Linked DNA regions of Mus musculus: all the other regions are linked to region 2. The links are chromatin loops, found by intact Hi-C in ENCODE. Cell type or tissue: heart. All regions are shown on one strand. Links, peaks and the distances in the headings refer to the core of each region. The heading gives the core; the rest is flanking DNA.

Evidence for each region. Peaks named below come from ENCODE experiments on the same cell type or tissue, not always from the same donor. Only the 100,000 strongest peaks of a DNase experiment are listed, where the experiment ranks them.
Region 1: a loop joins it to region 2, with 14 times the contacts of the local background. A loop is called at or near these places in 14 of 42 quality-filtered maps.
Region 3: a loop joins it to region 2, with 4 times the contacts of the local background. A loop is called at or near these places in 27 of 42 quality-filtered maps.

What each region holds. Positions count from the first base shown.
Region 1 is chr3:105,055,201-105,063,225 of GRCm38, reverse strand. No RefSeq gene overlaps it. Among named protein-coding and RNA genes, the nearest start is that of Cttnbp2nl, 6.3 kb to the right of the region's middle. In heart, for the core only: CTCF peaks have their summits at 4,162 (motif pointing right) and 6,020; DNase peaks (open chromatin) are centred at 1,555, 2,025 and 4,135; H3K4me3 peaks cover 737 bases; H3K27ac peaks cover 2,051 bases.
Region 2 is chr3:104,711,548-104,719,572 of GRCm38, reverse strand. No RefSeq gene overlaps it. Among named protein-coding and RNA genes, the nearest start is that of Gm34548, 35 kb to the right of the region's middle. In heart, for the core only: a CTCF peak has its summit at 4,405 (motif pointing right); DNase peaks (open chromatin) are centred at 5,202 and 6,622; H3K4me3 peaks cover 637 bases.
Region 3 is chr3:104,776,092-104,784,116 of GRCm38, reverse strand. Ppm1j (protein phosphatase 1J) reads right to left here and starts at 3,061. Exons shown (of 10, transcript NM_027982.2): 1 at 2,708-3,061; 2 at 1,396-1,516; 3 at 703-990; 4 at 351-463; 5 at 1-74. The coding sequence starts at 3,030. It overlaps Tafa3 (TAFA chemokine like family member 3), which reads left to right and starts at 6,570. Exons shown (of 7, transcript NM_183224.3): 1 at 6,570-6,940; 2 at 8,021-8,025. In heart, for the core only: a CTCF peak has its summit at 3,967 (motif pointing right); DNase peaks (open chromatin) are centred at 1,626, 2,496, 3,086 and 3,966; H3K4me3 peaks cover 2,403 bases; H3K27ac peaks cover 1,964 bases; H3K27me3 peaks cover 2,144 bases.

The DNA of each region.
Region 1 (8,025 bases), core at 1,456-6,455, 340 kb before region 2:
TCATTATCGTCGCCAGGGGAAGCATGGTGGCAAGCAGGCAGACTTGGTGCTGGAGAGGTAACTGAGAGTTCTACATCTTGATCCAAAGGCAGCAGGAAGTGACAGTGACACTTCTGAGATCTCAAAGCCAACCTGCTAGTGACACACCTCCTCCAACAAAGCCACTCCTAATAATAGTGCCACTCCCTGTGAGCCTAAAGGACCATTTTCTTCCAAACTACCACACTGCTGAACACCAGTACACCACCGTGCCATGCTCCTGCCATCATACCTTCCCGATCGCCATGCGCGGGCACCCTCTGACTATGAGCCACATCAACCCGTCCTCCCTTTAGCTGCTCTTACCAGAGAAAAGAAACTGATAGACATCCTCCACTTTAAAAACCTCTAGTCTTTAAGACACTGTTTTAGATAATCAGGTCCTTAACGATGACAGCCACTCACAGAGGGTGGGAGGAGCTGGACTAGACGAGCCAGCAGCACAGTATCTCCCATCCCCATCCATTTCAGGCCCCGTAAAAGTCAGCTATGCACAATTCTTATCAATGGGTCTCTGGGCAAGAAAGGACGAGTTGAGGGAGGCTAAATATCATGACAGTGATCAGCAGCAAGGAAACGCCAGGCTGAGGCCGAGGCAAGACAAGGTGAGGGGTCAGGTGGCAGCTGGGTAGCAGCTGTACCTCAGACTGACATGAGAACAAACGCAAAACAAACACTCAGATGTGTGTCAGGCACAGTTTGCTTTCCAAAACATTCATTCTTGCTGTTTCTAGGGACAGATAGACAGAGATGATAGATAGGTAGATGATGGGCAGGCAATAGGTAGGTATATAGGATTATAGACAATAGATGGGGGGTTGTGATTATCTTTATCTTTATTATATAGCTATCTTTATTTTTATTTGAGGTGGTATCTTTTCACCAATCTGGACTACATCTCCTGGTGGAGCCTATGACACAGATCAAATGATGAAGGCTGCCCAGCCCCCAGCCCCAGTCATCAGCATGAATGTATAAATGCTAGCACAAGCCTTGCCTATAGTCTGAGCACTTCTGAACTGGAAGCAGTTGACTGTGAATTAAAGATAAGCCTGGGCTACATAACAAGGTCCATAGTAGCCTGGGCTACATAGTGAAACCCTATCTGAAACATCAACAGGAGGAGGAGGAAGAGGAGGAGGAGGAGGAACACGGGGATTAAGTCCAGTCACAGATACAGTCTGGGAAAGAGTGGGTAATCCTACCCATTGAATGTGGAGGGTCATACATAAAATGGGATCCACAGTGCCCGTCACCTATGAAGAAAGAAAGAGTGACTGAGAACAGAACCCCACACACAGGAGACAGAGTCTCAGGCTACACAAAGAGAAACTTGACCTTGGTAAATTTTTGGGAAGCTAGATCAAGCCACATCTGAAGTCAAATTTCACAGGCTTTTCCATTGCACCAGCCAATAAAAACCTCTTTTCCTTGGGCCAGTTTGGCCAGAGCTTGCTGTCCCTTACATCTGGAGGAGGTCTGATCACCATGTAAGATAATGATTTCAGTTATTTTATTTGGGAAGCATGAGTCCCGATTATGGTGTAAGATAGTGGCTTGAGTTATTTTATTTGGAACGCATAACTGCAGGAAAACAGAACTTCTTGGGGTCAGCGAGTTACACAAGTCTAACTCAAGTCCTGGGTATTCCAGGTCCCAAAATGAGATGGGGGTGGTTACTGCTGTAATGGGAATAGGCATGAAATATTCACTTCAAGAGTGAAAAGAAGAAAAACAGAGTGCAACATGGCCAACAGAAAGGGGGGCATGTAATATTCAAACTCCTTCCAAAGAAACAGAAATCCTGGTCACTTTGTTCAGGACAGATGGGGGCCCCATAGGACCCAACAGGAGCAGTGAAGCAGGAACTAAGGGCGTAGATGCTTCCAGCATGTGCTTGCTCCAAAGGGCACTTACCAGGAAATTGCCTAGAAATGACGGTACCGCCGACAACCATAACAGGACCATTACTTTCCCTATAAATATGTCCCCCTTTTGCGAGCAACAAGGACCCATTCAGCCAACTGTGTGGTGCTTCAGCTGAAATAACAGACCAGAGGAAATGCCTAATTGGCCTTCATCAAATCAAAACCATGGAGCAGCCTGGTCCAACAGAAGCTCTGTCTCCGGCCCTAGAGTGGAAATTATTTTCTGCTTAATGTCAGGCTGTGTGTGGGAGAAGAGGGAAATAAAGAGGAAAGGAGAGGAAGACCAGCCTTTGGACCATCTTTAACCCCTTGGCAAGGCCAGAGCCCAGCAGGGACAGAAAGGATTAGCCTAGGCTTGGGAGGAGGAAGAAAGGTAGAGGCAGAAAGGCAAGAGTGAGCTGAGAAGACAGCGGCTTTATAAAGTGCCTGCCTGGCCAGCATGAGGACCTGCGTCCAGCGTGGTGGCTTATAACTCCTCTGCTGAGGAGACAGAGCAAAGGCTCCCCGGGACCCACCACCCAGCCAGTCTAGCCTAACCGATTAGTTCCACATCAGCAAAAGACCAGTCCCAAAGGAAGCAAACAGTGTACCAGAGGATGTCGCCAGAGGTTATCCTTTCTCCTACACACTCACAAAATGCAGGAGGGATTGGTGTGTGTGTGTGTGTGTGTGTGTGTGTGTGTGTGTGTGTGTAGTCAGCCAGCTTTAATCCAAGCACCCAGGAGGAAGAGGCAGGTCTGGTCTACATAATGAGTTCCAGTACAGTCAAGGCTGTGTAGAAAGCCTCTTTCTCAAAAAACAAAACAAAATCATAGTCAACTAATACCATCTCCCACCTATCTAAATGTATGAAAATTACATTTAGAAATAAGAAACGGGAGCGGTGCAAGCCTTTAATCTCAGCACTCAGGAGACAGAGGCGGGCTGTTCTCTGTGAGTTTGAGGCTAGCCTGGTCTACAGAGCAAGTTCTTGGTCAGCCAAGGCTGTAGTGAAACTCTGTCAAAAAAAACAGGATAAAGAAACCAATGACAGTTTACCAGTTCCTCGCTCAGAGTGTGTGATGATAATAGTTGTTTAACGATTTTGAAGACGACGGTGAAGAGAGGAAAATGTGACTCACTCTGAGACACAAAGCATTACTCAAGAGTCCGGTGACGAATGAATGTTTGGAGGGTGAGAGGGTGAGTTAAAAATAATTTGGATTCTTGGGAACCTCACTGGATGGTTTCAGAATCCTGTCATTTATCGATTTCCAGGAATTTCCCCTCTAACAATTCTTTCAGGTCCTGTGAGGTTTGTATTCTGCAGCCCTGACTGGCACATCAGCCTTGGGGGAACATGTGGGTTTCAGACAGAATAAATCAAGGGAGATGGGAATCAGAGCCCTATGGATGCTTTTCCTGACAGCAGTATTGTGTGACTTCTCGGGTTCTGTAGACTTCTGTCTGACTTTCTCACTACCATCATGGAAAACAGATGACCCTAATTAGTTGGTCCTCAGAACGGACTTTAGTGATGCAAAAGTCTTCCTAGTCACATTGGCCTAGGCTAGGGACACACTTATGTCACCCACCAGCTCTGTAGTAAAAGATTGGGAGACCCTGCTCCATGACTCCAGGCAAGCTACTTAACTATTTTTTTTTTAAAGGATTGAAATCTGTTACCTAATCAGCAAAATGGACCTTAAAGCTTTCTTGTGGTGATAACCAACGCATTGTACCTGGTGTGAAGTCGACACTTAGTAACTGGTACGATGTGGGTATCACGTTACCTTGAGCCAGCTGGCTGGCCTCTCTGAACTTGCTTCTTCTCTTGAAAAGCTAGAAGTAGTAATATATACCTGTCAGGTGGTTATGAGAATTATACATGTGAAGATTACACGGTGTATATGCAAAGTGTCTGGCTCAGTGTCTCATAGTAAATACTCAATAGGTTTTTTTCCTTCCTTCTCTGAGAACTACCTTCACTGCAATCCAGGATAAGGAAAGTCCGTGTGGCTCCGTCATAATCACACTGGCCACGTTCCGCTAAAAACCAATCTGTTCCTGGAGTTGGCTCTTTGAGCTGCCTGCCAGTCTTTGGAATCCCCTACCTGATGGGCTTTCTGCCTACACCCATAAAAGGAAAAGCTATCAACGCACCACGAGACTGCCTGAAAAGTAGACAATTGCAGGGCTCACCGATCAACACTAGAGGGCGCAATAAGCTCAGGAAAGCAGTGAGGGCCACACCCAAAAATCTAGGAATGCGCCTGTTTCCCCGGCCGCTCAGGTCCAAGCAAGAAAGATTAAGAGTAGCTCAGAAAGGCCTTCGTGGGGACAAAAGATGCGAAGGAAATGCAGGGAGCAGGAATGAAACACCTTCCCTTCGCCTTCGCCTTCGGCTTGGCACCGGACTAGAGAGCCTCTGGCGTCTGGTCTTTGAGAGTGGGTAGGACACAGCACCCTTCACGGTTCCTCCAGCTTCTTCATCTATCTCACCCAGCATCAGCCAGTGTGCCCTGGGTCACAGCTAAAAGACTACTCTAGAATACAATAGTCTCCGGTGTTTAGTTGGAGAGCAGAAACTCACAGGGAGAAAGATCTTCAGAAAGGTCTCCACGTGATTTACAAAATCCCACGTGGAAATTGATGGGCTACTTTAATGTACACCATCTTACTGATATTCACAGCCTGGGGTTGGAGATAGAGGCGATCATCTCATTTTAAAAGTAAGGAAACTGAGGTTCAGGTAACCGCCCACACTTTGGGCAGTTGTCCTTTAACAGTTTGTTTATTGTTGTTGTTGTTGTTGCTATTAATTAGTGCATTAGTGCTTTGCCTGCATGTACATATATAATGGTGCCAGTTCCTGAAACTGGAGTTACCGAGAGTCACGGCGCTATTGGCTTTTCTCTTGTTGTTCTTGTTCTGTTTTTATGTGGCACTGGGAATCTAACCTTTATCCCTCCCCTCCCCCTCCTCTCCCCCTTCCCCTCCCCCTCCCCCATTTTAAAATTAATTCAAACCACTCACACAACTGCAAGAAAACTACTCAGCTCCAAGCATTCCATACTCACCTTTACATTTTTTTTTATTTTACTTTTTTTATGTCTATGAATATTTTACCTTCGTGTATGTCCGTGCACTTCGTGCATGCCTGGAGTACCGGGAAGCCAGAGGAGGGTAGAGATGGAACCCCAGAACTGATACTGTGAGTTGAAATGTGGGTGCTAGGAATGGAATCCTGGCCTTTTGGAGAAGTCGGTGTTCTTAGCTGCTGAGTCATCTCACCAAGTCCCATAAAAAATTATTTATGTGGGCTGGTGAGATGGCTCAGTGGGTAAGAGCACCCGACTGCTCTTCCAAAGGTCCGGAGTTCAAATCCCAGCAACCACATGGTGGCTCACAACCATCCATAACAAGATCTGATGCCCTCTTCTGGAGTGTCTGAAGACAGCTACAGTGTACTTACATATAATAAATAAATAAATAAATCTTTAAAAAAAAAATTATTTATGCTTATTCATGTATTTGTGTGTGTGCTTGCATTGCCATGACCTGAGTGTAGAAGTTAAATAATGGGCTAGAGAGATGGGTCAGTGGTTGAGAGCAGTGGCTGCTCTTCCAGAGGTCCCAGGTTCAATTCCCAGCAACCACATGGTAGCTCACAACTGTGTAACTCCAGTTCTAGGGGATCTGATGCCCTCACATATATGTAGATGTGGACAAACCACGAATACACATAAATTTTTTAAATTTTATTTTATTTTTATTAGGTATTTTCCTCATTTACATTTTCAATGCTATTCCAAAAGTCCGCCATACCCACCCCCCCCCCATCCACTACCCACCCACTCCCCCGTTTTGGCCCTGGGGTTCCCCTGTACTGGGGCATATACCGTTTGCAAGTCCAATGGGCCTCTCTTTGCAGTGATGGCCGACTAGGCCATCTTTTGATACATATGCAGCTAGAGTCAAGAGCTCCGGGGTATTGGTTAGTTCATAATGTTGTTCCACCTATAGGGTTGCAGTTCCCTTTAGCTCCTTGAGTAATTTCTCTAGCTCCTCCATTGGGGGCAGTGTGACCCATCCAATAGCTGACTGTGAGCATCCACTTCTGTGTTTGCTAGGCCCCGGCATAGTCTCACAAGAGACAGCTATAACTGGGTCCTTTCAGCAAAATCTTGCTAGTGTATGCAATGGTGTCAGCGTTTGGGCGCTGATTATGGGATGGATCCCTGCATATGGCAATCACTAGATGGTCCATCCTTTCGTCACAGCTCCAAATTTTGTCTCTGTAACTCCTTCAATGGGTGTTTTGTTCCCATTTCTAAGAAGGGGCAAAGTGTCCACACTTTGGTCTTCGTTCATAAAAATTTTTAAAAGAACTTAATGGACAGTCTGTAGATGTTCACTCTGTCCTTCTGCCACCTGGGTTTCAAGAACAGAGCTCCCATCGTCAGGCTTGGCAGCAGGTGCCCTTACCCAGCCATCTCGCCGGCCCCACAAACCGAAAAGATGTTGCTGCATTCTCTATTGTCCTAACCCACTGAGCATGGTGAGAGGTGATGCAACACAGTAATTGTGAGGGTGTGCTCTGTATTTAGCCAGTCCAACCTCCTTTACTCTATCATTGCCTCCCAAACACTTAAAATGTCTACCTACAAAGTTCTCCCATTTCAGAAAAAGACTTGACCCAATTCTTCAGTTGTGGGCCTCTTTGAACTCAATTTTCCAAATCTGGAAAAATGGGAATATTAATATTCTTCCTAGGGTACTGACACAGGTGCTTTATATAAATTAACTCCACAGTACCTGGGACACAATTTAATATTTAATTGGTATAATATACACTATAAACCATTATATATTATAGCATATCATATAATATATAAGCACACACATATACAGATACACATACACACACACACACACACACACACACACATATATATATATATGATTAGGATTAAGTGAGGAGATTGCCGACTAGATTAGTACCAAGCTGGTCCTCTAAACACTACTGTCCACCCCAATCCTCAGAATGTGGACTAGTTTGGAATAGGGTCTTCGTAAACATCATGAGTTAAGATGAGCCAAGCACAGGGGTACATGCTTATACATCCACCTATTGTGATTTCCAGGCCAGCATGGTCTATATAAAGAGACACCAGCTCACAAAAGAAAACAGTCATAGTGCTCTCTAAGTCCCATATGTCTAAGTGTCTTTATGAAAGAGGAGGACATATAGAAAGAAATACTGAGGCAAAAGGGAAGGCGGCCAGGTCGAGATAGAGGCAGACACTGGGGTGATGCAAGAGCCAAGAAGTGCCAGGGAGTGCCTGGAGCCACAAATCAGGAGACAGTCATGGGATGGGTGTCTTCACAGCCCCCAGAAGGACACAACCTGTCAACAACTGCTTGAAGACCTCTGGCCTCCAGACAGAGAGAACATGCTGTGTTGTTCTAAGCCGCCCACTCGGTGGTGATTTGTTAACAACAGTTTATGACAGGGCAGTGACCAGACCTGGGTTTGTTGTCTTCATTTCCAGTATAACCTCTTTTGCTCTACCATGGCCTTCCAGGCCAGCAACAAACACTTAGGACATCTACGGTGCATTTGCCAATTGAGGAAAAAAGGGGGAAAAAATTGACCCAAATTGCAATCTTTTAGTACTTAAATGACATGAAGTCGTTGCCGGAACACGGGAACCATTTAATAAATATTAATGGACAAGCTGATTACACCAAATACCCCAGAACGCGGTGGACCGTGTTTACCTATTCAAGACATTGTGAGCCTATTTTCTCGCTCTACGTGCCAAGGACCCTAAGCTTATTTACAAGTTTTCCACATTAAGTCATAAGGTTCCAGAACTCACAGACACCGTTGAAGGCTGAAGGTTATCTGAGGCGCAGAGCCCTGCCTGTTCACTACCCCAGGGGTGATAAGTTGAAAGCCATCTAAACATTCTCAGGACTCTGAGTCTTACAAGGCAAGGATGACCTCATCCTGTTGAGCTTTTCTACCCTGGCTCAGGAATGGGCTTAAAGGAACCCGGAGCGTCCGTCCGGA
Region 2 (8,025 bases), core at 2,068-7,067:
CTGGCCGGCTGAACTTGCAGTAATGCCCCTGCCTCTGCCTCCTAAGTGTTGGGATCCCAGCTATGGGCCACCATGACCAGCTGTCTTCTTTTTTTTTTTTTTTTTTTTTTAAGATTTATTTATTTATTATATGTAAGTACACTGTAGCTGTCTTCAAACAATCCAGAAGAGGGAGTCAGATTTTGTTACGGATGGTTGTGAGCCACCATGTGGTTGCTGGGATTTGAACTCCGAACCTTCGGAAGAGCAGTCGGGTGCTCTTACCCACTGAGCCATCTCACCAGCCCTGTCTTCTTTATCTTAATACATGGTACCACTACCCACCCACCTGCTCAACTAAAAACTCTTGGCTCATCCTAGATGCTTCTGCCTGTCATTATCCCCTTCCCCGTCCAATCTTTGAGCAAATCTAATCCAACACTCTGCCATCTTCTCCATTTCCTCCCAGAAAAGCAGTCCTCAGCTCAGAGTGAGTTGGTTGAAAAATCAGGGAGTCTTTAAGGCTTCTAGAATAATCAGTTGTAGACTCAGACTACAATGGCTTTTCTTGATAAATAAAAGGGAATCCGAGACAATGGGATCTGATGGGGTCCAGGGGTCACCAGGAATGTTCACAAAAAGCAAGCTGGAAGAGAACTACATGCAGAAAGTTGAAAGCTGTCCCTTCTGATGACCCCTCTGCCTTGAAGGGGACATCTTCCCCATGCAGGGTTGAGACTGTACAGTGCTGGAAGACACCTAATTACCCATAAGGGCTTCAAAGGTTCAGCCCAGGTAGGAGCCCAGGCATTTCAAGATAACAGCTTTCCTTTCCTTTTTATTCTGAGTGTGTTAGCTCTCTGCATGATTTGAAAGGCCCTTTTTAACATGAGTATGCTCAATAATTAGGTCCTGGCTTCATTAACACTGATAAGCTTCTGGCTTCTGGGTCTAGACAAGAGAAAGCTAGGAAAATGGATTTTTGTTTTCCAAATGAGTTTCTAAGATGAAGAGAAGATGTGGTGGTTTGATTAGGTATGGCCTCATAGACTCATGTGCTTGAATGCTTGGCTCATAGGGGGTGGCACTGTTAGGACACAGGGCCTTGTTGGAGTGGGTGTGGCCTTGTTGGAGTGGGTGTGGCCTCGTTGGAGGAAGAGTGTCACAGTGGGAGCAAGTTTTGAGGTTGTATATGCTCAGGCTACAGTCAATGAGACAGAGAGTCCCTTTTCTGCCGCTTACAGATCAAGATGTAGGACTCTCAGCTCCTTCTCTAGCACCATGTCTGCCTGCATACTGCCATGCTTCCCACCATGATAATGGACTAAACCTCTGAAACTGAAAGCCAGCCTCAATGAAATGTTTGCCTTTATAAGAGTTACTGTGGTCATGGTGTCTCTTCACAGCAATGAAACTCAAACTAAGACAGAGCAACTTTCTTGTCCGGATTCCCTGGGCTGAACTGAGGGGGGGGTGAGAAGGAGAGGGGGGAGGAGGAGGGAGAGGGAGGGGGAGAAGGAGAGGGGGGAGGAGGAGGGAGAGGGAGGGGGAGGAGGCAGGAAGCAGAGGACACGTCCCCATGGAACACAATGCAAGTGATCTCCTCTCCATTCAAACCATTCACAAGGTAAACTCTGATTCTTCTTATCTCCTAGTTACAGCCTAGAAACAGAGATTATCAGACTGGATAAGTTTAATTTTTTTCATTTTTATTATTTTGTGTTTATATAAGAGACAGGTTGCAGGGTGGTGGTGGTGCACACCTTTAATCCCAGCATTTGGGAGGCAGAGATAAGTGGATCTCTGAGTTTGAGGACAGCCTGGTCTACAGAGTGAGTTCCAGGATAACCAGGGTTACACAGAGAAAACCTGTCTTGAAAAACCAAAACTAGAGGTTGGGGGTCTGTTGTATAGCCCAGCCTGTACTTGAACTTACTAAGTAGCCAAGGATGACCTTAAACACCCTCTGCCCTCCAAGAGCTGGCATTATGGGAATATGCCAGGAGCATCAGTCCAGCTGGTGATGCTCACATCTTTATCCTAAAGAAAAGTGAAGCCTCTGAGGGACCAGAGAGGATATAAAACCTTGCCAGGATCACACAGTTGTATAAAGTTACCCTCAGAAGGGCTGGAGAGATGGCTCAGTGGTTAAGAGCACCGACTGCTCTTTCGAAGGTCCTGAGTTCAAATCCCAGCAACCACATGGCAGCTCACAGTCATCTATAATAGGATCTGATGTCCTCTTCTGGTGTGTCTGAAGACAGCTACAATGTACTCATATAAATAAAATAAGTAAATCTTAAAAAACAAAAGTTACTCTCAGAAAACCAGGTCTTGGCTCAGTGGGTAGTATACTTGCTGTGCAAACACGATGACCTGAGTTCAAATCCCCAACACCCATGTAAACAAAACCAGACACAGTTGTGTGACTCTGAAATCCCAGAGCTCCTATGAGAAGAGAGATGAGAAGAAAGAGCTGAATCCTCAGAAGCTCGTGGGCTGGGGAAGGCCAGACCCAGTGGGGACAACAGAAACAAAGAAGGCAAGGACTGGCCTTGGAGATTGTCCTCTGATCTCCCTAAGTGTGCTGTGGCATCTGCATGTACACACATACTCACACATACCTATTCACACACTCACATAAATCTCATACATAAAAAAACCCACACACTCATACAATCACATATACATAAAAACAAAACAAACACGACAAAACCCAAAATTCCCACAGGTCTTTTTTTTTTTTTTTTTGGTTACTCCAGAAGCAGCAATGTTTTGTGTCCCTCACTGGATCCCACAGGGTGCAGGAGTCTGAGGCATGAACAAGGCTGGCTGGCTGGTGGTCAGGGGTCTTGGGCTCCAGGCTAGCATGGCCCATCTGAAACGCCTCACCTCACAGGGCCCTGAGAAGGGAGGAGGAGGTGAGAGGAAAGGTTTGCAAGAAACATTTTGAGAGCCAAGCCAGCCGGCCTCTGTCCTGGCTTGCACCCTCTCCCGGGAGGCTGGGTGCAGCTGCGAATTCAGCCAGCACGAACCTCCATCAGAACTGGCAATGTCTCTCCTTCTGCTTTCTGAATTATTTATCCCTCCTTTCTTCATTGCACCCCTAGACCTTTTGTAACATTAAAGCTTTAAATAGGTCTGGGTGTTGGTTTGGGCCACAGCGTTTCCCTCCTGCCAGTCAGTCTCTGAGAAGCCACATATCTGAGCAGACTGATGTTCCCCTCGGTCATGGTCATCCCCTCGGCCTGGGTCCTAGGAAACAACCCCTGCCCTGCCTGGGGCTCTTCTCTGCTAACACTTGCTGAATGTATCAAACCTTTATTCAGCTAATTGTGGGGCCAAGAGGCTCTCAGGAAGGAGTTTCATCCCTCCTTCCCTGACGCTGGAGCTGGGCTAACCCAGCACCCACAGGTGTCACCTTAACCATGCAGAGACTCAGCCCCGCCCTCACCTCTCAGCCCAGGGAAGAGTTATGGTTCCCTCAAAGACCTGGAGAGGCTTTTTTTGTGGATCACCCAGAAACTGCTGGTTACTGTAGATTCCTGAGAAATATGGGGTAGGGTGGGGACTATTAAAGAGTCAGGATGGAGATACGGTTTCGGGAGTCTCCAAGGTCCACAGGAGGATATGCTCTGTGGTATGTGGCTCAGTAGAGTTCAGGCCGGGCTGGAAATCCTGATTCTCTGCATCTTTTTGGTACATGTTTGTTGGTTGCAGCCTGGACAAGTCCACCATCCTGTCCTCCTCTCTGCTCCCTCCTGGCTTCTGGACCCAACTGGAAAAAAAAAAAAAAAAGCTAAGTTCCAGATGAGAACAATTTTTTTTCTTTAGCCTTCAGCATGCCTGCTTACTTTGCTCTATGGGGATCTTCTGGCTTGTTTTCTATCACTGTAATGAAATCCATGAGCCTGGATGTTTTGTTAAGAAAATAGGTCTATTTAGCTCACAGTTCTGGAGGCTTAAACTCCAAGATTTGGTAACTCCATCTATTTAGTCTCTGATGAGATACTTCCGACTCCATATCGCAGTAGATAGCATCCTAAGAGGGAGGAGAGAAAGGAGAGAGGGACCTCACAAGGCAAAATGGAGACTAGAGAGAGGGCAGATTTGCTTTTCAGTAATGACTCTCTCATAACCCCACAAGAATTGCTTTAATCCCTTCTCAGGACAGCACCCCAAATGGTCTAAATTCTTCCTACCTGATCTCCTCTTAACATCACCACATTGAAAACCAAGCTTCTAACCCGTAAGCGCAGTGAGGGAGGAGCGTCATACCCAACAACCCCTGGGCTACTCTTTTCTTGCTACACCCTCATCCTATCTCCTAGAGGCCAACCCTCTGGTGTTACTCTGCACGTCCAGAACTGCAGCTGACATCATGGCCTGGTCTTTCCTTTTCAGTCCTCCAGCCTGTAGGTGGCACTGTGGAGTTGGCAGGGTTCCCTGTCCCAGTTCATCACTACATTGCTCAGCCTGGATGTTTTTCACAGATCTAGCTTGAACCTCTCCTGCTGCAGTTTGAATCTGCTCTGTTCCCATGTCTCCCACAGCAGGGCGTTAGAAGAGCGTCTCAAATGGAATATGACTCCCTTGCTTTTCTCTGAGATTCAGAAACTTTAAATTATTTGCCTAAGGACACAGGGCTGTGTCACAGCTGGTGCCTGGGACCTAGATCCCCTCCCTCCCCGCACAGCCTGCCACCCCATCCAGAGACTGAGCCTATCCCAGGGAAAGGCGTGCTGTTTCCCATGACCTGAGCTCTCCATTCACCTCTCAGTTCTCGTATTAGCCGTTAGGTCCAAGAAGCCCCTGGAGATCCGGGAACCCAGTGTAGCTACCAGAACGGGAAAGGGTCCTGGCCTCTGCTTTCCTGCCAGACACCCTGCTGGACTGCACGGGCTCACCTGGGGTTAGAAATGGCACTGCCATCTCTTGGGGCAGCAGAAATTGGGCTTTTAGAGTCCAAAAGCAGCTCTTCCTTGTCAGAAAGACAAACCACACAGGTGTGTGCAGGGACTGGACCCCCAAGACCTAGCTTCTTGCCAGTGCTTAGCTTCTTCTTAGTGACATCTTCTTGGTGAGGGTCTTCAAATGCACCATGAGCGCAGCCTCAGTGACAGTCCACAGCTGGCATCATGGAACGGGGTGTCTCTGTCTCCAAGGAATCATAGGGCTGACAGCTTTGGTGAGCCTGGCCAGCTAGGCGGGAGCAGGCATCTGTTGTGGGAGAACAGTGCCATCTACCGGTGACTGGAGCAATAGCAGGAATCAGCCAGCTTGGCCAGAGAAGTGTCATCCTGAGTCCCTGGAGATGACTATTTAATTAACAGCGCACTGGCCTTTCCTGAATCACATGGGCTAACACAATCTCAGTGAGTTGGTCCTGAGCTCAGAGACCACAGCTGTTTTAAGAGACATCCAGCATCAAGCTGAGGACACATTTGAAGGAGACCCAGCAAGAGAGCCCATAGAAACCAGGCTGCTTACAGAAACAGTGCTCAGGTGTTGGGTGACCCCTCTACTGTGAGTCAATGACTCCATCATCTAGGACTTAGTGCAGTGCCATTTGTGTGCGCTCGTGTATGACTGTGCATATGTGTGTGAGCAGGTGTGCATATGTGTGTACAGGTGTGCATGCATGTGTGTGCACATAGGTGTGGAAGCCGGAGGACAAGCTCAGGTGTCATTCCTTAGGTGATATCCACTTTGGTTTTTTGAGACAGGGTCTCTCTCACTGGCCTGGAATTCTTAGGTAGTTTGGCTGGTTGACAGGCAAACCCCAAGGACAGACTTTTTCCCACCCCCCAGCACAGGGATTCCAACTGCACCGCCACACCAGGCTTGTTCACTTGAGTTCTGGAGACCAAACTCAGGTCCTGATGCAAGGCAAGCACTTTATTTGGCCTTTCTCCCTGTGCCTCAATGGGGACATTTTAACGTGTCCAAGGACAATGAAGGCATCTGGAAGCCAGAGACTACCCTCACCTTACTCTGGACCTGGTCTGTCCTGAGGGAAGCCTTTGCTGTCTCTGCCGACAGAGAAGCTGAGCAGTAGAAGAACCTCCAAAGGTCAGAACAGTTGGTTCCTAAGGTTATGTTGGAAGAGGACGGGGCCATGACCTAGAGTTATTTCTGCTGCTGTAGCCAACACTCTAATAAAAAGCAACTTAGGGGAGAAAGTCAATTCCAGGTTAGAGTTTATATCATCAGTGTGTACATCGTTGTGGAGAAGTCAAGGCAAGAACATCAAACTACTAGTCACTAGTAGTCACCATCCATAGGGTCAGAGCAAAGAAAAGGGTCTGGAGAGATGACACATTGGTTAAGTGCTCTGGCTGCTCTTCCAGGGGACCTGGGTTTAATTCCCAGAATCCACTTGAGCCTTATAACCATCTGTAAGCCCACTTCTAGGGGATCTGACACTCTCCCCTGGTCTCTCTGAGTACCTGGCAGGCACATAGTACACAGACACACATATAGGCAAAATGTGCATGCACGTAAAATAATTAACAATTTTTTTTAAAGAGCAGACAAAGCTGGTGTAATCTAGACCCCAGCCCCAGGTGACTTTGCAGGGAACTCAGGAACCAGCGTGACCTGTTGATCTGTCATCATATGCACATCAGCCTGGGAAGCGCTGGCAGTACCCTCTGCAGCTGGGAATGTGTCCTGCATTCCTAGAAGGCCTTTCTGCAGTCTGCAGAGCATCATAGTTGGAATCACAGTTCCAATGTGACACTTTAATGGCAGTGAGCCAAAGCAAGAAAGGTCATTAGGCAGGGATCTTTGTGTGTGTGTGTGGGGGGGTGGGTTCTTTGTTTTGTTTATCTATTGTGTACATGTGTGTGTTTTCATAAGCCATGTGTGTGCAAAAACTGATGGAGGCCAGAAGAGGGCACTAAATCCACTGGAACTGGAGTTATATAGGCAGCTATGATTTGCCATGTGGGTGCTGAGAATTGATCCTAAGCACACTGTAAGAGCAGTCAGTGCTTTTAACCACTGAGCTACCTTTCCAGCCCGTGTTCCAGCTTTCTTAATCCCTGTGTCTGCCTAAGAGGAGATGGCTAAGCCTACCTTGTCCCTTCCTCCTCCCAGTCCTAAGATGCGGCCCATGAACAGACCGTAGCTCTTCCTTTAATCACTGATGGTCAGCTCCAAGCACAAGCAGCTCATTCTCATTTCCGTCACACGGGAGCCCAGATGAAAATTCATACTCATGTTTCCTTTCTTCTTTCTACACTAGGTAATTAGCTCTTCATTACCATGGATAAGCAATTAATTAATGCTCTGCTAAGAATGATGGAGATCAGAATTTAAAATATGCTCAGTTTGTTTCTTTCCATTTTTCCAAAGAGAGGGGAGCAGGAACATGGTAAGAAAACAAAGGTGGAGGTTGTCCAAGTTAGGGTTTCAATTGCTGCGATGAAACACCAAGACCAGAAGCGACTTGGGGAGGAAAGGGTATATTTGGCTTAGCTTCCACATTACTGTTCATCACAGAGAGAAGTCAGGAGCTCAAACAGAGCATGAACTTGGAGGCAGGAGCTGATGCAGAGGCCATGGAAGGTGCTGTTTATTTGCTTGCTTCCTCTGACTTGCTCAGCCTGCTTTCTTATAGAACCCAGGACTGCTAGCCCAGGGACAACATAATGGGTTGGGCCCCCCCCCCAATCACTAATTAAGAAAATGTGTTATAGGTTTGCCTGCAGACTGATCTTATGGAAGCATTTTCTCAATTGAGAATCCCTTCTCTCAGATGATTTTAGCTCATGTCAAGTTGGCCTAGAACTATCCAGCACAGAGCTGGAGCAGTTATTCAGCGGTTAAGGGTTCTTGTTGCTCTTTCAAAGGACGGGCGCTCTCTTCCCAGCATCCATGTTGGGAAATTCACAATGGTCTGTTTGTTACTCTAACTCTAGGGAATCAAAAAACCTCTTCTGGCCTCTGAGGGCACAGAAGCAGAGAACCAACTCCTTCATATTTCCTCTGATCCTCACATATGTCCCATGATATATACACAAGATATATATATATTTCCTT
Region 3 (8,025 bases), core at 1,456-6,455, 65 kb before region 2:
GACGCTGGCGCTCCGTCTCTGGTGTGAACTCCCGGGACATCGGAATGATCTCCCCATTTCGGACAATGATGGCCCTGCCCAGAGACAGAAAGAGTCTGGACCTGGCTTTCTCGGTCTGAGTGGAGAATTCCATGCAGGAGGACCAGGCCCTCCCCATAATGAGCCTGATGATGTCTTGCCTGGGTCCTCATCTCTCCGTCCCCCGTGGATATGGCAACCTTTCCTTATATCTTACTGATCACTGCGGTCTTTAATACTTAACCCAGCACCCCTTCACTCTCTGCATTCCCCTCATCCTAGGGAGGATGTTCCCCTTTTACGGCCACTCTCAAAGCCCTCTTCCCACTCACCTGCTGTCACCTGCGTTAGCCACATACATCTTGCCTAGCAGGTACAGCACCACTAGTGCACAGCAGCCCCCTTCCACTTGGTGGCCACGCCGCTCCCGAGCCATCTGCTCATCCTGCCAGGTGAGGAAGGGTCAAAGGAAACAGAAAAACCTGCGGCACATAGTCACCTACTCCACCTTGCACCTCTCCAGGCCAGAGTGGAAGAGAAGAGGACCACACAGGGTAACAGGACCAAGCTCCGCTCAGGCTCTCAAAGGCAGTGTGGATTCTAGGGTTCACCCACCCACCTCCACCTCACAGTGTTGACTAGAATGCCTACTTAGCACATTATTGGCCTAGGCCATCCACTCACCATGAGATGGAAGGCATTCTCAATGGCTCCTACTATCAGGCTGTCATGGGTCACTTCCTTCTGTGGAGACCAGCAGGATTGAGGGCTAACCAACTGTGAAGGACTGGGGGCTCCTGGGGTTCCAGGAGTGGATGGGAGACAGAGGGGAGGCGGCAAGGGATCCTTAAGTATTTCTACTAGATCCTTGAGCTGTTCCCGGATGTGGCGATGCAGGAGCCGGGAGGCCATTTCAGCTGCTCCTCCACCAGCGTGCCCATCAAACAGGCCCCAGTAGTAAAAGCAGAAGCCCTGGTGAAGAAAAAGTTGGAAGTCGGTAGGGATGGAGGGAGACAGGGCAGGTTAGCAGCCATATAACCATCACATGGGAGATCTGAGTGTGATATCAAGGCAATTTAGATCTATTCACTTATTCATGCACAGCCTACTGTGTCAAGAGAAAGAGGAGCCAAGTTCAAAACATGAAGAATGCAAAGGTCAGTACTGATTAGTTTAATCATCCATAAGTGCATGAACAGTCACATGTGAAATGGAATAGTAAACTTTCCTAGCAGAACTAATCAAATCGAAGCCACTTAGGGCTTCTGTGACAGAGGGAGAACCTCCACACCTCTCCCATTTAGAACCAATGCCTGAAACCCCAGGGGAGAGGTGCCATCGCATCTCTGGAGATTAGGAAAGGGGATGGAGTATTACCTGGTTATGGCTAGGCTCCCTGGAGACCCCTGTAACGCTCCTGCTCCTCCGACTTTCCACATACACAACCTCGCAGCAAGCCTGATCCTCATTGTGCCTGCTCTTGCCAGCATTGATGACCCTACCAGAGAGCGTCCCACACCAGGTTAGACACCAGACTAGGTCCTGGAATAACCCCCACCTTAGACTCACATACACACACACATCCTCTCCTGCTCGCTGGCCAAGCTGAAAAAGGTCACAGCTGCCTGGGCTCCAAGCCAGAGGGAAGAGGAGAAGGCAGGGCCAGCAAGAAGTACTGTCTGGCGGCAGAACGTACAGCCTCATAGAAAGGCCCGCAACAGTAACTGCCTGCCTCAGTTCCTCCATCCTTGGCTAAGGAGACTTTCCGGAAGGTGGTGCTGGGGGTGGGGGTGGGAGTGGCCAAACAGGAACAGTAAATTTTACTCCCCTGCTGGTCAAAATACTACACCCCACCTCCAGTCTCAACCAGCTCAGACAGTGATTCATGGCACCTTCACCTTCATGCACACATTAACCCTCATCCTAAAACGACCCAGTGAAAGTTCCGGTTTTTCTTAAGAGTGGGTAAGCGCTCCGGCCCAAATAGGGTATGTAGACCCACCTGGACTGGGCAGGAATCTCTTAGCTACAAACCCCTTCCAACGGAGAAGCTAATGAGGAGGTGCGGGGCTACCCACCACCTCCTTCCACGACCTCAGTGCCCCCATTCCCCTGGTGGCTTGGCTTGGCTTTCCCCGAAGATGATTTTAAAATATACAGGTTCTGAGAGTACGCTGATCTCTACCGGCACCTATCTGTCTACACACCCATAACCAAAGGGAACCGTCGTGCTCTGCGGGCGGACCCCTCCCCCGCCCGGGAAGCCAGAGGCCTTCTGGTGTCGCGGGCTATTTCTGGGTGTGGAGGGGGAGGGGACCGGTAAGAAGGACAGGGAACTGGGGAGCTGGGGCCAGGAAGCGGATGAGCGAGTCTTTCCACCCGCGATCTCCCTGGCAAAAGGAACTAGTCCTTCTCAAACCTCCCCTCCCCTAGCCTGTGAACCGCGGGCCGCGACTTGGAACCCGCCAACTCATCCTCGGCGGTGCTCCCTGCGCCCTCCCTGGGTGGGGACTGTCCTGAGTCGACGAGGGGCAGGGTGAACAAGGTCCTGAAGAAGGTCGTGGAATTTGCACCCCGTCCGGGGGATGTCTGGGAGGGGTGCAGGTTCCTGGGATGGTTCCTGAAGCCGGGATGCGTCTCCCGGGAGAATGGGAGTCCCATCCTCGTCTGGGAGCCCCGGGGCGCTCACTCGGCATAGCCTGTGCTCCAGGGCAGGCGGCGGCCGGTGTCTGGGGGGCTTTGCACAGCCCGGCCTGCGTGGTCGTCGGCGCGCCGCAGCCCTCCGGGGCTCAGCTGCAGAAAGGTGGGTCGAGAGAAGCTCACAGTAGTCTCCGCGGTCTTCTGGGGCGCGCCGACCTGGTTCCCAGGCTTCTCCCGGGAACTCTTAGGTGTTTCTTGGGCGGCGGGAGGCGCTGAGGTAGCGTTGGGCAGATCTGGGGACTTGGAGCGCTGGGAAGAAGTGCCACCCGAGCTCACCAGGTGCGCCACGGCTGAGCGCACCCGGTTTAGCATGCTGCCTCCGTGCCCCGCCCTCGACCGTGGGCCCGCCCCCTGAGAGGCCCCGCCCCTAGGGTTCCAGGTGGGCGGTGCCCACTCCTGGTCCTTAACAAACTTCCCCAGGCTCCAGGCTACCCGGGAACTGCTCCACCCGCTCCTCGCCTCCGCATCCCTGCTTTGTCCCGCCTGAGTGTCAAAGGGGAAGGGTCTATTGTGGGAAAGAAGCGGAACGAAGGAAATATTTCAACCATGCTGTAGGTTAGACATCCGCTAGATTTAATCCGCTAGAATTTGCCCATTATGACGAGGGTGGGCGAGGCAGCCTCCTCGCGCTCGGTTGGGGGTGGGCCAGCCAGAATGGAGAATTATAGAGCTGATGACTTCAGAGCGAAACATCCTCTTGGGTGTGAAGGGTTTGGTGTGACAACACTTTGGGTTAGGGCTGCAGAGTCGAGAGCAGAGAGAACTGGTGCTAGTCGCGGTGCTAACCAGGCCAGGCAGCCTGAAGGCACTATTCTTCCTAAAGGTCACCTCCACGTTCGAAAGAACAATTGTCACTTCCATCCCACTTTCTCAGAACCGTACCTCCATATTTAGACGTCTGCTGGCCAGTTAGTAAGGTTAACGACATAGTAAATAAATATGATTATTGAGGGCTTGCTCCACACTGGGCCCTCTATAAGGCACGGTCTAGTTGTTAGATCACTATACAAAACGATGCAAGGTAAGCTACACCCATTTTACAGATGAAGTAGGAGTAGACAGTCTCCTGTTCTTTTATAGACTTGCCTAAGATTCACGCAGTCACTTAGAGATTCATACCCATGTCAGAACCTGCTACAGATACTGGCTTCTCTGGACTAGGAAAAAGGCCCAGAGGGGAGCGGGACTCCTAAATTTCCACCCTGAGGTTGCAAGCAGAAAAGCAATGCTGAGCAAGTTCTCTGGCTACCGCCAGGGGGAGACAAAGGCCAGGCCAAAAGCGTGTGTGGGTCGCAGGAAAGCCCACTACGATTCACACAGAGGGGCTGTTTTTCTCTGTCTTCTCTCTAGGGAAGGATTACTGACCCGATTCAGAAAGAATTCTGTCCTTATACTTGGGCTTAGAGAGTTGATCACTATCCACTCCTTCATCTATCCCCAACACACAGTTTAGCAGAAGTCAAGGCCCTTCCTTGAGGGAACCACGACTCCCTGTTCTTAGCTGAGACTCCACCTCAAGGCACCCAGCTATGTGCATCCTGTTCATATCCTGGGCTAACCTGTGCCGCCTTTCTCGACCACTTCTAAATAAAAATTACACAGTGGTCATTCAAAGTACAAACTTGCTGTAATTAGGTCTGTGTTTGGGGGTAGGGGAAGGGCAGGGCAGAGAAAAATGAAATCACCAGGGTAGAGGTGGGGAGGACTGATAAAATCAGACTCAAAGGCAGCCAGGGGCAAAGAACATGCATACTGCCACTATGAGTGTTTTCTTCCTGAGAAAAACTGAAGCCAACTGTCTGATAATGTCAGTGGGAAGCCAAAGACTGGAGAGAGAGAAAAAAAAAAGCTTTAGTTTTATTATTCAGTGTTTCTGGGTCAGTTTATCTATCACCTTTCGGCATCACCCAGCTTCTGGGCTCTTCACAGCATCCACAGTGTGACTGCAAAGATGGGCCACGCCACAGAACTGGGGTCTATTGACCCCTGGACTCCAGTATCAGATCATGGACAGGGATGCTAGCTGCTCCCCTGAACTCTGGAACCACTCTGGCTCCCATCTATAACCAAACTCTAGGGCTCTCGTGCATCTGAACCCCTCTCCTATTCCTAGACCATCAGACCTCTTCAGTCATTCCCGGCCCTCTCCCTGAGGCAGTACAGTGAGAGCAAGGAGGAAGAAGGCAGGAAAAGTTGGTGAGATGCTTACCCTGCTGGGAGCTGAATGACACTCCTCCATTACAGAGGAGAAGGGGGTGGGGCGGGAAGAGGGCATTCTCAGAACAAACATGGTGGCACACATCTATAATCTTAGGAGGCAGAGGTAGAGACAGGATGAGCACAAGTTGGTGGCTAGCCTGAGTACATAGTAAATTCCAGACTAGCCAAGGCTACATAATGAGACTTGGTCTTAAAGAGGTAGGGGGAATGGCTTAGCAGGCAAAAGTGCCAAGCCTGATAACCTGAATTCAATTCTCAGCACCCTGGAAAGAGAGATCCAGAGAGAGGGAGCGCCCCGTCCCGGGCTGTATGCTCAGGATCCAGAAGCAGGGTCCTTCTTTGTTTCCCCCACACTATTACGTTCCCAAACCTTCCTTACTCTAACAGGTACATACACCTCTGCTGGGAAGAGGCAGAGTCACAGCACACTTCTACCCTCAAGTGTTTAATGAGCCCAAAACATGAACCTGTCGTATTTTTGTTGTTGGGACTATTGACTGTCTTTCTGATGAAGATACTAGAAACCTCAGATTTGGTTTCCAAGGTGAGAGTCACACCCATTATCCACAGGGCCATTCATGCCTGGTGAAACCTTGCAGCCTGGTTCTCCACCCCGGTACTACCCTTGGTCCTCCCACGCAGGAGGGCAGCACTTCTGTGCTGGAAGTATATTTTTTTAAATATTTATTTATTTATTTTATGTATATGTGTACACTGCAGCTGTACAGATGGTTGTGAGCCATCGTGTGGTTGCTGAGCCATCTCTCCAGCCCGTTGAAAGTATTTACTATCCTTCCCGGGTGGCAGCCGGGAACCCCTGTGGTAAAACAAACAAACAAACAAACAAAACAAAACAAAGAAAAAAAAACCAAAAACTATGCAACTTGAGAATCTTCTAATACAGTGGTCTGCTTTTAGTGCCTGGGAAGCACCTTAAATAACACTTGATTGTACTAACAAAGAACTGGATTTTATACACACACACACACACACACACACACACACACCACCTCCTTTTCTCTTTCTTTCCTTTGAAGATGTGGTCTGGCTAAGTAGCCATTAGCAGGTCTGGAACCTTGTGTAAACCATACAGACCAAACTTCCTCAAACTTTCAGGCAATCTTACCTTCCCATCTCCCTACCCCTGCTGTGCTTTTCTTTCTTTGTTTGGGTTTAGAAGGTTGTTCGGTTTGGTTTGAGTTTTATTGTTGTTTGTATGTATGTATGCTTGTTTGTTTGTTTTTTTTGTTTGTTTTAGATAGGGTCTCACACTTAACCCCTGCCTTGTCTCCGAAATTCTGGATTACAGGTGTGAAACCCTGTCCGAGGTCTGAAGAACTGAATTGTAAGATTTAATGAGCTCGGATTTAAGTAACAGCCTACTGCTGGTCTAAATGAATACTACTCCCAGATGCAACGCCTATCCCCATCCCAAAATACCACCTACCTCCTTGAACTACTAGACTAGGGGCCACATTCCTGAAAGTTTTAGTGACCTGCTATAATTGATGTGTTTTGCTCAAGGAACTGTCCCTGAAAAGAGAGTCGGTGGGCTTCTATTCCTGACTTGCTGTGCGCCACAAGAGGCCGCTGCGGGCCAGCTGTGCCCAGGTTCCCCGCAGAGCACCCCCACACAGTTTCGAAGAAGCCGGCGGTGCCCGCAAAGGCTGGAGTAGCGAGAACGACTCCCAGTCTAGCGGCTGCGCGCTCCTCAACCTGCAGACCGAAAGCTCGGGAGGACCCGGCCTAGCCCCGCAGAACTGGTGGGTGCTGGACCAGAGCATCTAGGTGCTCTAAGCCGGAGACTCCAGCTTAGCCAGAGCCCCTGCTCTCCTCGGGCGCAACAACTTTGACGATCTATCGCGGACAGAGCTCAAAACCAGACAACACCTAAGCTGGCCACTCCCTCGAAGAGCCCGATTTGGAGAGTCTAGATGCCAAGCTCAGAAGCAGCGAGGACCTCAGGCCAGAAAGTTGAACCCGGGCCACTGCTGTGAAGCAGGTGGGTACCAGGAGTAAGAATAAATGCTAGAGGGAACAGAAGTAAGCAAAAGCAAGATTTAAGGTTCTTGTTGACCTCTTGTTGCTATGGAGGCTGCTCTCCCAGCCCCATCTTAGCCTGAATTAAGGATTGGGGAAACAGCTCAAGGAAACTGAGGCAGACTATGGATGCTGACGAACAAATCCCAGAAACTCCCTTCTCCTGTACCTTTCCAGGAGGGAATGAATAGAACGCCAGAGAGCCCAAGTCTCCCATCTTCTCCAGGTTCTCTGAGCACTGGAATACCTAGGAGAAATGTGTGTGTTGGATCAGACACGGTTAGAACTCAACCAGAAATAGGATGTCCCCAAGAAAAGAACGAATGGCATTTGCAATGGTCAAAATGAGGGTTCCTGGCATAGCCTGAGAAAGAAGACTTATGAGAAAGGAGGTTCATCTAGAAGTGTGGGGACACACCCATGCCCAGGGGACTGGCCCCACACACCTTCCACCCCCACCTGCATTCCCCTCGATAGGCCCTCCCTCAGATCACCAGCAATGTGCTTCAGTTTGACTTCTCACTGGGGACTGAATGAGGAAAGGCCTTTGGCAGAGAGTGGAGAAGCTCTTGTGGGCTGTGCACGGAAGCAGAGACCTGTTGCCGTGCAAGGCTAGCCCTCTGAGGTGGGGCTGAGACACAGCAGCAGAATTCAGCCAGTTTCAGAAGAGTCCAGGAAGCAAGGCTCAGGATGGGTTGGTTAGAGGTGGAGGGAGACACAGAACTGGGAGACCTGGGGCTTCTTCCCCAGCGGTCTCTTCTGGGACAAAGCTGGCAGACTCCACCCCCTTTTCTGACCTTAGCTCTATCCCAAGACCAGAAAGATGACAGCACCGATTCTTAGACCCTCCCACCCCTGCTTCACTCCTAGGAAAAAGAAAGCCTATTCACTCGTCTCAGGGTCACTGCCCCCACTGCTCTGTAGTCTGAGGGAGGAGGGTAGGGGAGCAAGGGCAGATTCCCAGAGCAGAAATGGCTGCCTTTGCCTTGGGACAGCCTAAGCTGGAGTTCCTCATCCTCCCTTTCTCTTACTCTCTTCCAAGCTTCC